Regions from separate parts of the Homo sapiens genome. Here region 2 is linked to region 1. A link is a loop called in an ENCODE intact Hi-C map of the cell type or tissue named here. Cell type or tissue: mucosa of descending colon. All regions are shown on one strand. Each heading gives the region's core, and the rest is flanking DNA. Links, peaks and the distances in the headings are about the cores only.

The links. A loop is a pair of places that touch in the nucleus more often than their neighbours do. Peaks named below come from ENCODE experiments on the same cell type or tissue, not always from the same donor. Only the 100,000 strongest peaks of a DNase experiment are listed, where the experiment ranks them.
Region 2: it touches region 1 in a loop (4-fold over the local background); 5 of 110 quality-filtered maps call a loop at or near these places.

Annotation. Positions count from the first base shown.
Region 1 is chr1:208,005,047-208,010,421 of GRCh38, forward strand. No RefSeq gene overlaps it. Among named protein-coding and RNA genes, the nearest start is that of LINC02767, 49 kb to the left of the region's middle. In mucosa of descending colon, for the core only: no CTCF peak of the experiment used is centred there; no DNase peak of the experiment used is centred there.
Region 2 is chr1:208,099,130-208,104,504 of GRCh38, forward strand. PLXNA2 (plexin A2) reads right to left here. Exons shown (of 32, transcript NM_025179.4): 5 at 4,018-4,118. Among named protein-coding and RNA genes, the nearest start is that of PLXNA2, 140 kb to the right of the region's middle. In mucosa of descending colon, for the core only: no CTCF peak of the experiment used is centred there; a DNase peak (open chromatin) is centred at 3,112.

The DNA of each region.
Region 1 (5,375 bases), core at 118-5,117:
AGAATAAGATTTGACTTGGTGTGTGGTCATCATGACCATACATCACACCCACGTTCTCCTAGACTTGCTGATTCTTAAAATTCTTTTCAAAGAGTAAAGAAACCAACTCGATTTTCCTAATGTGACTGACTGTGCTCTCAGAGTTGCAACTCTGTTCCCAGAAGATTTCTCCATCAAGGTAGCCCTGTGAGCTTTGTGCAGAAAATTTGAAGGTAGTGTCTTTTATAGGAGAGACTAATTTATAGCACAGAAAAGAACAGTGAAGTTTGTTTGTGTTTTTTTGTTTGTTTGTTTGTTTTTTGTTTTTTTGAGGTGGAGTCTTGCTCTGTTGCCCAGGCTGGAGTGAAGTGGCATGATCTTGGCTCACTGCAACCTCCGCCTCCCGGGTTCAAGTGATTCTGCTGCCTCAGCCTCCTGAGTAGCTGGGATTACAGACAGTTGCCACCATGCCCAGCTAAATTATTTTGTATTTTTAGTAGAGATGAGGTTTCACCATGTTGGCCAGGCTGGTCTCGAACTCTTGACCTCAGGTGATCCACCACCTCGGCCTCCCAAAGTACTGGGATTACAGGTGTGAGCCACCGTGCCTGACCTAGAATTTTTTTAAAAGGAAAGGTCAGTGGGGAAAGGGGAACAGATGTCAGGATTCCATCAGTGATTTACTCAAAAAGTCAACTGCTAGAGAATATCTGAGAATCAGTACATGGTTACCCTAGCTGTCTATACCTTCTATCTTGACACCTGCTGTCATGGAAAATAATAACCGACATGGCCCAGAAATTCTGTGAGACTCTTATCCACCAAAGAAGAATTTGGTGCCACATTCTGCTGTCCAGCGTGTGATAGCCATTTTTTGGTTTTGTTTTGTTTTGAGATGGAGTTTCGCTCTTGTTGCCCAGGCTGGAGTGTAGTGGTGCAGGCTCTGCTCACTGCAACCTCTGCCTCCCAGGTTCAAGAGATTCTCCCGCCTCAGCCTCCCAAGTAGCTGGGATTACAGGTATGCACTAGCACACCCGGCTAATTTTTGTATTTTTAGTAGAGACAGGGTTTCACCATGTTGGCCAGGCTGGTCTTGAACTCCTCACCTCAGGTGATCCACCCACCTTGGCCTCCCAAAGTGCTGAGATTACAGGTGTTAGCCACCATGCCTGGCCTGATAGTGTTTTTAATAGACCTGGCATGCCCATGCACTCAGTCCTGCCTTTGGGACCTGAAAAGTAACCCCACTGTGGCTGGCAGCCTTTAGGGTTGCCCTCAGCATTCTCTGCCCCTTGGTGTTCACTCACTTGTGTAATCTCTTCCCCTTTGGTGTGGGCTGAACTTATGGATTTGCTCCTAATGAATGGAATGAGACAGAATTGATGACATGTCACTTCCAATATTAGGTTATAAAAAGACTGTGGCTTCCACCTGGAACACTTGCTCTCTCCTGGTTTCTCTCTCACTGTTTCTTCCTCTCCCTCTTTCTCCAATCGCCAGCTCCCATGTTTGAGGACCCTTAGGCAGCCTTTGGGAAGGCCTATGGGATGAGGAATTGAGGCCTTCCTCAATCACGTGAGTGAGCTTAAAAGTGGATCCTCCCTCTCCATTTAGAGGCTTAGAGGAGGCAGAGCTCCCATCTCCACCTTGACTCAATCCTCAGGAGAGGCTTTGAGCCACTGGCATCCAGCCAAGACATTCCCAGTTTCCCCACAAAAACTGCAAGATAGTGAATGTGGGTTGTTTCAGGTCTGGGGTAATTTGTTATGTAGCAATGGATAATGAATATCCCCAGATGTTGCCAATTCTTGAGCACTGGGGATCTTTCAGACTCCTTCCTATTCACCACTGTCCCTATGTCCTTTCCTCCAGCTTCCTGACTGTTCCCATCCCTCCCGTAGCCTCCTTTAGGCTCCTTCTCTAATGGCTTTAATGGCTGGTCAGGTCTTGGCCTTATCATGTGGCTTTGAACTTGGTACCTCCCCAGACATAATGTTGGGGATCTGCCTTCTGACTTCACACTTCATAATCTTGTGTAAGAAATTACCTACGGACACCAGGCGCTGTAGCTCATACCTGTAATCCCAGCACCTGGGGTGGTTAAGGCTGGAGGATTGCTTGAGTTTAGGAGTTCAAGACCCACCTGGGCAACATAGAGAGACCCTGTCTCTACGAAAAAAAATTAAAAATCAGACAGGCATGGTTGCGTGTGCCTGTAGTCCTTGCTACTATGAGGCTAAAGCAGGAGGATCGCTTGGGCCCAGGTGTTTGAGGTTACAGTGAGCTATGATCTTAACACTGCACTCCAGCCTGGATGACAGAGACAGATCCTGTCTCTAAAAAAAGAAAAAGAAAAAGAAAAAAAAAGGAACTACCTTCTGAATTCCACTCTGGCCAGGCTTGCCTCTCACCTTCCCCCAGGTCTGACCAGAAGCAGGATCAGAAAATAAGCTGACTTACTAGAGCAAGAAAGCTTAACCAGACGCCCTGGCAAGGTTTTCAGTGAAAGCTGAAACAATCTCCTTATCATGAGAAAATTCATCACATTGTAACTTTCACCCCAATCTTAGTGTGCCTATCAATCAGGACTTTCCTGCATTTGTTAGCTGATGGATGGCAAATAGTGGGCCCATTACTTTGTAAAAACAAGATGTTGTTTTCAGATATTTTTCTTTCCTTCCTCGTCCTTCCACCCCTGCCTCACTTAAAAGCTTTCATTCTTTAAGTCCATTCAGCATTTCATTCATTATTATCATTATTTTTGGAATTTAGACATTAAAATAATTGAGTCTGGATTTCATTACCAGGCTCTGGTGACTTAGGGTAAATATTCTGTGAAACTGAAAGAGTACTTGGCTACTTTTTCTCAGAGCTCCTGGTTTCATGATAGGTCAGGCGTTGAAGTAAATTGGAGGTCAAGCCAAGGTTTCAATTCATGTTCACTGGATTGCCAACAGATACTGATGACTCACATTAAATTCCATGTTTCTGTGTGGGTTGGAGGATGTCTAGCCTTGGTTGGAAATTGGACGTGACATTCTTCATCTATTGTCGCTAAGGAAATATTATACTAATAGACGAAAATGCTTGGTGACAAGAGATGAGTGGTTTGCATACAGGAGATGCATGGCGCTTGTGGACTGAAATGATGAACGGAGATTAAGACCTGTGTGGCCACTCCATCCCTTCCTGGATGATTTAATCTATGATCATACTTGAGTCATCATCTGTGACCTGATAATTTCCAAAGCATTATCTCCAGGCCATTATTTCTCTGGAGCTCTGTACTCATGAATCTAACCACTCACTGGACACCTGACCTTGAATGTTCTTAAGAAACTGAAAGCTCTTCATGTCAAAATTGAACTTACTATTTTCACCCAAAACTACTCCCTCATCCTCTCTTTCCCACCTTCTAAAATCCCTCTGCTTTGCTCAAGCCAGAAAAATGGGGTCAGACGTGGCTCCCACCTCTCCCTCACACTGTACTTGTGGTCAGTCACCGTTTGGACGGTTCTATCTCTTGCCTGTCTCTGGAAGGGGCCACATCTCCCCATCCCCACTGTCACTCTCATCTCTCTTGCATGACTCCTAACTGGCTGTTGGCTTCTAGGGTGGCCTCTGGCCAGTCCGTCCTCTACACTCCTGCCAGAGGGATGAACACAAAAAGTGCTTCTGTTCACATCATTCTGCCAAAAACCACTCAAAGATGCTCAGTCACCCCTGGGGTAAGCTGCCTAAGCTGTGAGCACAGCCGCAAGGTCCTGCCTCATGTGATCTGGCCCTTTTTACCTCTCCAGCTGTATAATTTTTTCACAACACACTTTGAATTTTATATTTCAGACACAGTAAACTGCTTATAGCTGCTCTCTCTCTGGTGCCTTTGCACACAGGATTTCCTTGCCTGGAACTCTTTCCCTCAACTCACTTCTTGGCCTGGGTTTCTTCTCTTTGTTCTTCCAAACTCAAATGAGATGCCATCTCCCCTGAGAAATCTTCCCTATTTCCCAAGCCCAGGTTGGATATTCCTTGGTGTGGTTCTGCGGCACCCTACACTTGCTCTGTCGTTGTAAATACCTGCTTGCCTTCTTGAAAGCGGGCTGGCCATCGTATCCAGCACCTAGAACAGTGCCTAACCCATGGGAGGGGATCAGTAAATACATGATTGGCCCACAAGGGATGTTGAAGATCTACTGAAGGGAAGTTTTCCACCATCTAGGTACTGGTCCATAATAAAAATCTGCCACCCATCCAACCCACCCAGCCCATCCATAGTAAGGCTAATGAGCTGCTGTAATAGAATGAATGCTAGACCCAGGGTCCTGAGGTTGCAGGTTTGAATTCGAGCTCTGCTTCTTATTAGGAGAAGTTACTCAACATCTAAGCTTAGTTTACTCAGCTGTGAAGCAGGAACCGTAACACACACTAGACAGGGTTGGTGTGAGGACCACACAAGACGGCGGGCGCTAATGCTCCCACCTCAGTCAACTGTTGGATAGGATGGAGCTGTCCCCTCTGCTCCCACAGAAGCCCAGACCTGGGGCCATGAACTTGTGCTTTCAAAAGCGGGGCTGACAGAGCAGACTTGATAAAGACCCTGGTTGTCGGATATGATAATAATAGTCTCATTTATTAATATAAAGGCCTGCTAATAGAGGCGGCACTTTTAATTAGCCAACACGGCCACGATATTAATTTTTATCCAGTTATTTAAGTCCAGGAGCCTTCCTCCCCTCTCTGTTAGCACTTAGCTGGAGGGTGATTGAGAACACTTGTAATTGGATTTCTGTGCAGGACTTAATTATAAGGAGACAATAAAGCCCCTGAAATGCGGCAGGTTCTACCCTGCTAACTATTATTTTCCAGAGACACGCTCACACCAATGAATGCACAGATTTATCTAAATTATAATTTTTAAACTTAACAAAGCTTCACTTCCCCCTCCCCCACCAAGCCTGAGAGGAGTCTGCAGGGAGTACAGATTTGCAGGGAGGAGGGCACAGAGGCAGAATACTTCATTCCTGTAATCAAGTCTTTCACTCCATGGGCCACTGAGCGGCTTCCCCAGGCCCCTTGGGATCTCCCAAGTGTATTTTCTTCCCTTGGCCAAATGGCTTATTAATAGAATTGGCTTATTTATATCTCACCTAGAAAAATCCCAAAGTGTTACAGCAACAGGGAGATATTGAGCCAATTAGTTGTTGGGCTTGTTGTCATGGGGGGGAAATTTAGTTATTAATTTACTGCCCTTCACCAGTGGCGGAATCGATTCAGAGGAAACCAGAAGGGAAAAAAAGCCACGTGTCTCAGACCATCTGAGAAAACTCAGAGACAAGGCTAAACCATTTATACCTCCAGCGAAGCTGTCTAACTTTACGAGAGCGAGGAGACTGAGG
Region 2 (5,375 bases), core at 90-5,089, 94 kb after region 1:
CAGTCTCCGTCGCAGTTAAGGACAGACTGAGAGGGAAGAGGATTAATCCCCAACATGAGAGATCCAGTTTCGACACAAAGAATTAACAGTGGAGGGTGTTCAGGTTCTTGATGTCTTGAACAAAGAATTGGACAAAACGCACAAACAAAGCAAGGAAGGAATGAAGGGATTTATTGAAAATGAAAGTTCACTCCACAGTGCGGGAGCGGGCCTGAGCATAGGGGCTCAAAGGCCCTGTTATAGAATTTTGGGGGAGTTTAAATACCCTCTGCTTGGAGTATGTCTTATGTAAATGAAGAGGATGAAGTAAAGTTACAAAGTCATTTACAGCCAGTGTACGCCTATGGAGAGGATATTTTCTGTCAGAGCTGAAGTGTGAATCAGCCTTATGTTCCCTGCCTCCAGACCCTGTTTTCCTGCCTCAGAATGACTCTGTTATTTTTGTTTGTTTGTTTTTTTGAGACAGAGTCTTGCTCTGTTGCCTAAGCTGGAGTGCAGTGGCAGGGTCTCAGCTCACTGAAAACTCCACCTCCCGGGTTCAGGCAATTCTCCTGTCCCAGCCTCCTGAGTATCTGGGATTACAGGCGCCCACCACCGTGCCCGGCTAATTTTTATATTTTTAGTAGAGACGGGGTTTCACCATCTTGGCCAGGATGGTCTCAAACTCCTGATCTCGTGATCCACCTGCGTCAGTCTCCCAAAGTGCTGAGATTACAGGTGTGAGCCACCGCACCTGGCCCTAGAATGACTCTTTACAGCACTGTGGGATGCTGAGACCACAGAGTGAGGGCAGCCTGTGGGACCTGAGAAGCAGCACAGCCATGGAAAAGCAAATGAACTTTGGGGCCAAAGAGCCTGGGTTCCAACCTCAGACCTGTTACCTACTAGCTGCGACCCCTTGGACAAACTACTTAATCTCTCTCTGCCTCAGTTTCCTCAACTGTAAAAAAAAAATAAGGATTGGCCAGGCATGGTGGCTCACACCTGTAATCCCAGCACTTTGGGAGGCTAAGATGAGGAGGATTGCTTGAGCCTATGAGTTCAAGACCAACCTGGGCAACATAGTGGGACCCCATTCTAAAAAAAAAAATTAGCTGGGTATGGTGGCACACGCCTCTAGTTCCAGTTACTCAAGAGGCTGAGTTGGTTAGATTACTTGAGCGCTGTAGTGAGCTGTGATTGCACCACTACACTCTCACCTGGGTGACACAGTGAGACCTTATCTCAAAGAAAAAAAAAAGGAGGAGGAGGATGATAATACGTATTTCACAGGGTTGGTGTAAGAATTAAAGGAGTTAGTGCTTAGAAAATGGCCTGGCGCATAGTAGGTGCCATGACAGTGTTAGCCCTTATAATATTAATATTAATGATGCTGATAATGATTCATATTATCATTTTCCTCCAGAGAAATTTTTAAGAAAATAGGAGAGGGTCTTGGCAGTGTGGGACAGTGTGCATATGATCTTGTGGGTGGATTAATGGCTATTTGAAGGCAGTGGCCATGTTTTATTCATTGGGATATTCTACCTGTCACATGGTATATTTTAAATAAATGTTTGTGTCACGAAATAATGCCTTGAGACAGAGAGACAGACAAGGCGCTGCAGCCAGGGCTGCCTCTGTCAGAAAGCTTGTTTGGCTGTTTCTCCCAACATCTTCATCTCGGGCTCTAGGCTCCCCTGCCCACAGTAGCAGGTGGGCAGGTGACACCAGCACTCGGGAGCTTCAGGTTACTGTCTGCCTTGTCACATGGAAACCCGCTCCACGGCTGGTGCCAGCGTGTCCAAACCAAATAGCCATCGGGACACTAGTGATTCCACAATCAAGCAGTGATTCGCACCCTAACTCCCTCCAAACTCCTCCCCCTCTTCCTTTTCAGGCACATAATGGATCTAAATATGAATGCTGTCAAAGAAAAGAATTATTGAGGTTTAAGTGAATCCTTAAGATAGCTCTAAAGTGAGCTCTTGACTGGAGCCTTTATCTCATTGACTCACTGAAATGGCTCTTTTTTATCATACTATTTATGGCAACAGCCCTAACAGAGATAAATAGCCTTGGAGACAATAACACACTTGCAAGAGCAAGGCATACAGAAGAGACAGGAAGGCTTCAATTCCCCCCAACCCCTCAGAGGCTCCTCAGCCCTCGGCCTCCATTAAAGAGGCCACCGTGGGGACCCGGGAGCTGCAGCTTCCCCCATCTCCTCACGCCTGATACCAGGCTGCTGCTTGGCAGGTGGGAGAGCACTGCAGGAGGGTCTGGTGAAGAAGAGAATGACCAGATGCAGAGAAACCTCTGGGTATAAACAGCAAAAATCTTGTTCTCCGCGAGCTCTTGGGGCGGAGAAGCTGGGAGATGAGTGTCCTGGTAGGTAGGGAGGATTCTCTAAAGAGTTAAGGAGTTAAGGGGACAGAGGAAACCTGGGACTATTCTGATGTGGCTAATTCCAGCAGTCACGGCTGACCTGCACCAGGAGGAAGACCAGGTGGTTTGCGGCAGCGGGGAGGCCCAGGCATTGCTGATAGATCTATAGGCACTTGTTCAAGATGGGGAAAACAGACGTCCTTGCTGTTGAATAAATGATAATCCCCGATCTATAATTTTGGTGTGTTCGACATGGGAGAAGTGCCACAGGCACTGAAGCTGGGAGGACAGAGTGGCGGAGGCATGGGGAGTAGGAGGTACCGCTGGACATGACCACTGCAGAGCTAGAGGGCAGGCTGCCCAGGGCCCTTTGCACAGAGCTGGCAGCAGGCTGTCAGGTTCTTTGGAGAAAGAAATTCTCTCGAGGAAAGACCCTGCCTGCTGGCTGGTGGGTCAGCCTCACTGCAGGGAACCAAGATTTACCCCCTTTTGCCATTCTGGGGCACAACATTAGCATCTTTACCACTTGTCTGACCTAAATGGAGACACACTGTCCAGGTCTGCTAAGAGCATTTCTGCAAAACTTTCTGAGCAGTCTTTTACCTCCAAAACCCAAGCAGGGAACCCAGTATTCACGGGCTCAAATCCAGTCCAGATTTTGCATCTGTGAGGCACCAGCTTCCCTCCCTCCCTCCAGAGCCCTCCCAACACCTGCCGCAGAGGCTGGAAGCCAAGAGCTATTGTGCAGGACCCTGAACTCTGGCCCTCCGCCTCCGCCTCCACCCCAAACCCAGCTCATTTCATGGAGATGCTTTGCTAGCTGGCATGGAGCCCTGGAGTTTCCAACTCCATTGGGCAACAGAATTCCTAGCCAGCTCCTGTCTTTCGGGGTTTTCACCCTTTCTCTTCCCCTGGGGCTCTTCAAATTAGGAAGTTTAAGTGTGATTTAGCATTTATATTGAGTTGGTATTCAACGGCAGATCATGAGGCCAGTTGAAGTGAGATGTGAACTTCTTAGAATCATAAAATAATGAGACCAGAAGGGTCCTCCCAAGGGTATAGGGTCCATGATAATTATTCTGATTTGTGTAGCCTTTTCTGGGCTTCCTTATTACCAAAGCATTTATTATTTCATTCAGTCTTCACAATTCACCTGTGAAATAGGCATTTTCCCTAAACAGCAATGGAGAAACAGAGGCCTGGAGTTGTCAGGGGACCCATCCAGGGTCACACAGCAGCTAGCTGGAGTCTAAACCTCCCAATGCCAGTGCACCACCATCTGCACACTCTTGGCACAGAGGGGCACCCATTTCAGGCTACACTGAAGAAGTTTTGGGGAAACCTAAAGACTACAGTATCCCTTGTGAGTTCTTTCAAAGACACAAGGATATAAGCACCTCACTTCAGAGCAGCTGAAGGGCTGAATTTGGAAGTAAAATGGAAGAAGAGAGGCAAAGACCCTGCACTTAGAAAGAAGGCCCACCCATGGCCTCTTTGCCTCTTCCTGCTCTCAACACTGAAGCCACGATTAGAATTACTGCTCTGAAGAGGACAATTCCTCTCTCTGCAAAGTACTGTCATATCCCATCATTCCCGGAAAGCCCCGGTCTTCTGCATGCCAAACCCTTTTCCAGTATACCCCAAACTTACATGTTGTGCAGGGCACACCAGCCACAGTGAGGGTCCCCAGAGCTCAGGCACTCCCCACAAGTCGTATACTGCTCACATGACTCCACGGGGACCCTGGTGACCTGGCAGAGAGAGCAAAGAGGGTACAGTGAGGTTAGGCTGTGACGACTAGCAGGTGTGTGTCACACAGTCCTGTGTGTACTCACACTTGCACTGTCAACTCCCCTAAAGAGGTGATACTGGGCGGCAAGTCATGGCCTCAATGTCCCCAATCTCTTTACCTGCATAAGGCAGGTAGGCTAAGCCGAGTGTGTCTCTGAGTGGCAGCCCTAAGACTTCTTGCCTTCGCGAGAGGTAGCAGCAAAGGCTCCATCTATTTCTGCCCTCCACTAGCATCCTCCCGAGAGCTGGGCAAGCCAGTGGCAAGTACTGAAAATGGTTAACTCTGTTGAAAGGCTATTGAGTGGCACAAACTCATCTCTGAAGAGCTTTCAGCTGGGCTTGGGCTGAGACATCCTGCCTACACAGAAAACATTCAAAAAGGGAAAGGAGAAACTTTTCCCATCAAATAATATTCATAGTATGGTACAGACTCTTTACAGCCAACCAAATATACCACCTGGATCCAATTATCCCATTCTCTGATGTCTGCATTCAGTTTCTCTAGTAAATCTCCCATCCTTTGAAAAGTCTGGCTAAATGGGAACATCCACAGAAAAGAGCTGCCTGATTCAGTCTTGCCTGGAAAGTGGGAATTTGTAGATCAAGACCCTGCCCCCCAGAGAGTGTAGCCCTTGCACACTCCTCCTGGTCTTCTGCTGGGGCCCTGCAGGGGCTTGAGCTGGGCCTGTCTGGATATTACTCACCCCTACTTGCACAGCAGGGGTGAAAATAAAGACCAGGCAAGGGGGCCAGAGGACTGAAGTGTTCCAGTTGATATGTCCTAGGTATCTGTTGCTGGCTGGGGCAGGAGGCTGCTGGGCTGCAAAAACATTTGCTGTGCTGGGAATGGGTTCTTATTTGTTAGGGCATAGAGGTCCCCCACCTACCAGATGTGTAAAAAGTAAAAACATAACCTGTGGTCCAGTAGCACAGTGTTCTGCCTCTGGCAGGGGGACAAAAGATATGACGGAGACATCTCCACGGCATCCTCCTGAGAGGTTCAGGATGGATCCTAACACTGTTCACTCAGCAAATGTTTATCAGATGTCAACGCTGTGGAGCTCTGGTGCTATGCAACAGAGAAACGACAGCGAACAGCACACAGATTCTGCCCTCCCAGAACCCTACGGTCCAGTGGGAGTTGGTAATGACAAACCGAGACTTGCTCTACATTGTGCTGAGTTTTTGTTGTGTGGGATTGCTGTGAGTGCTGAAGG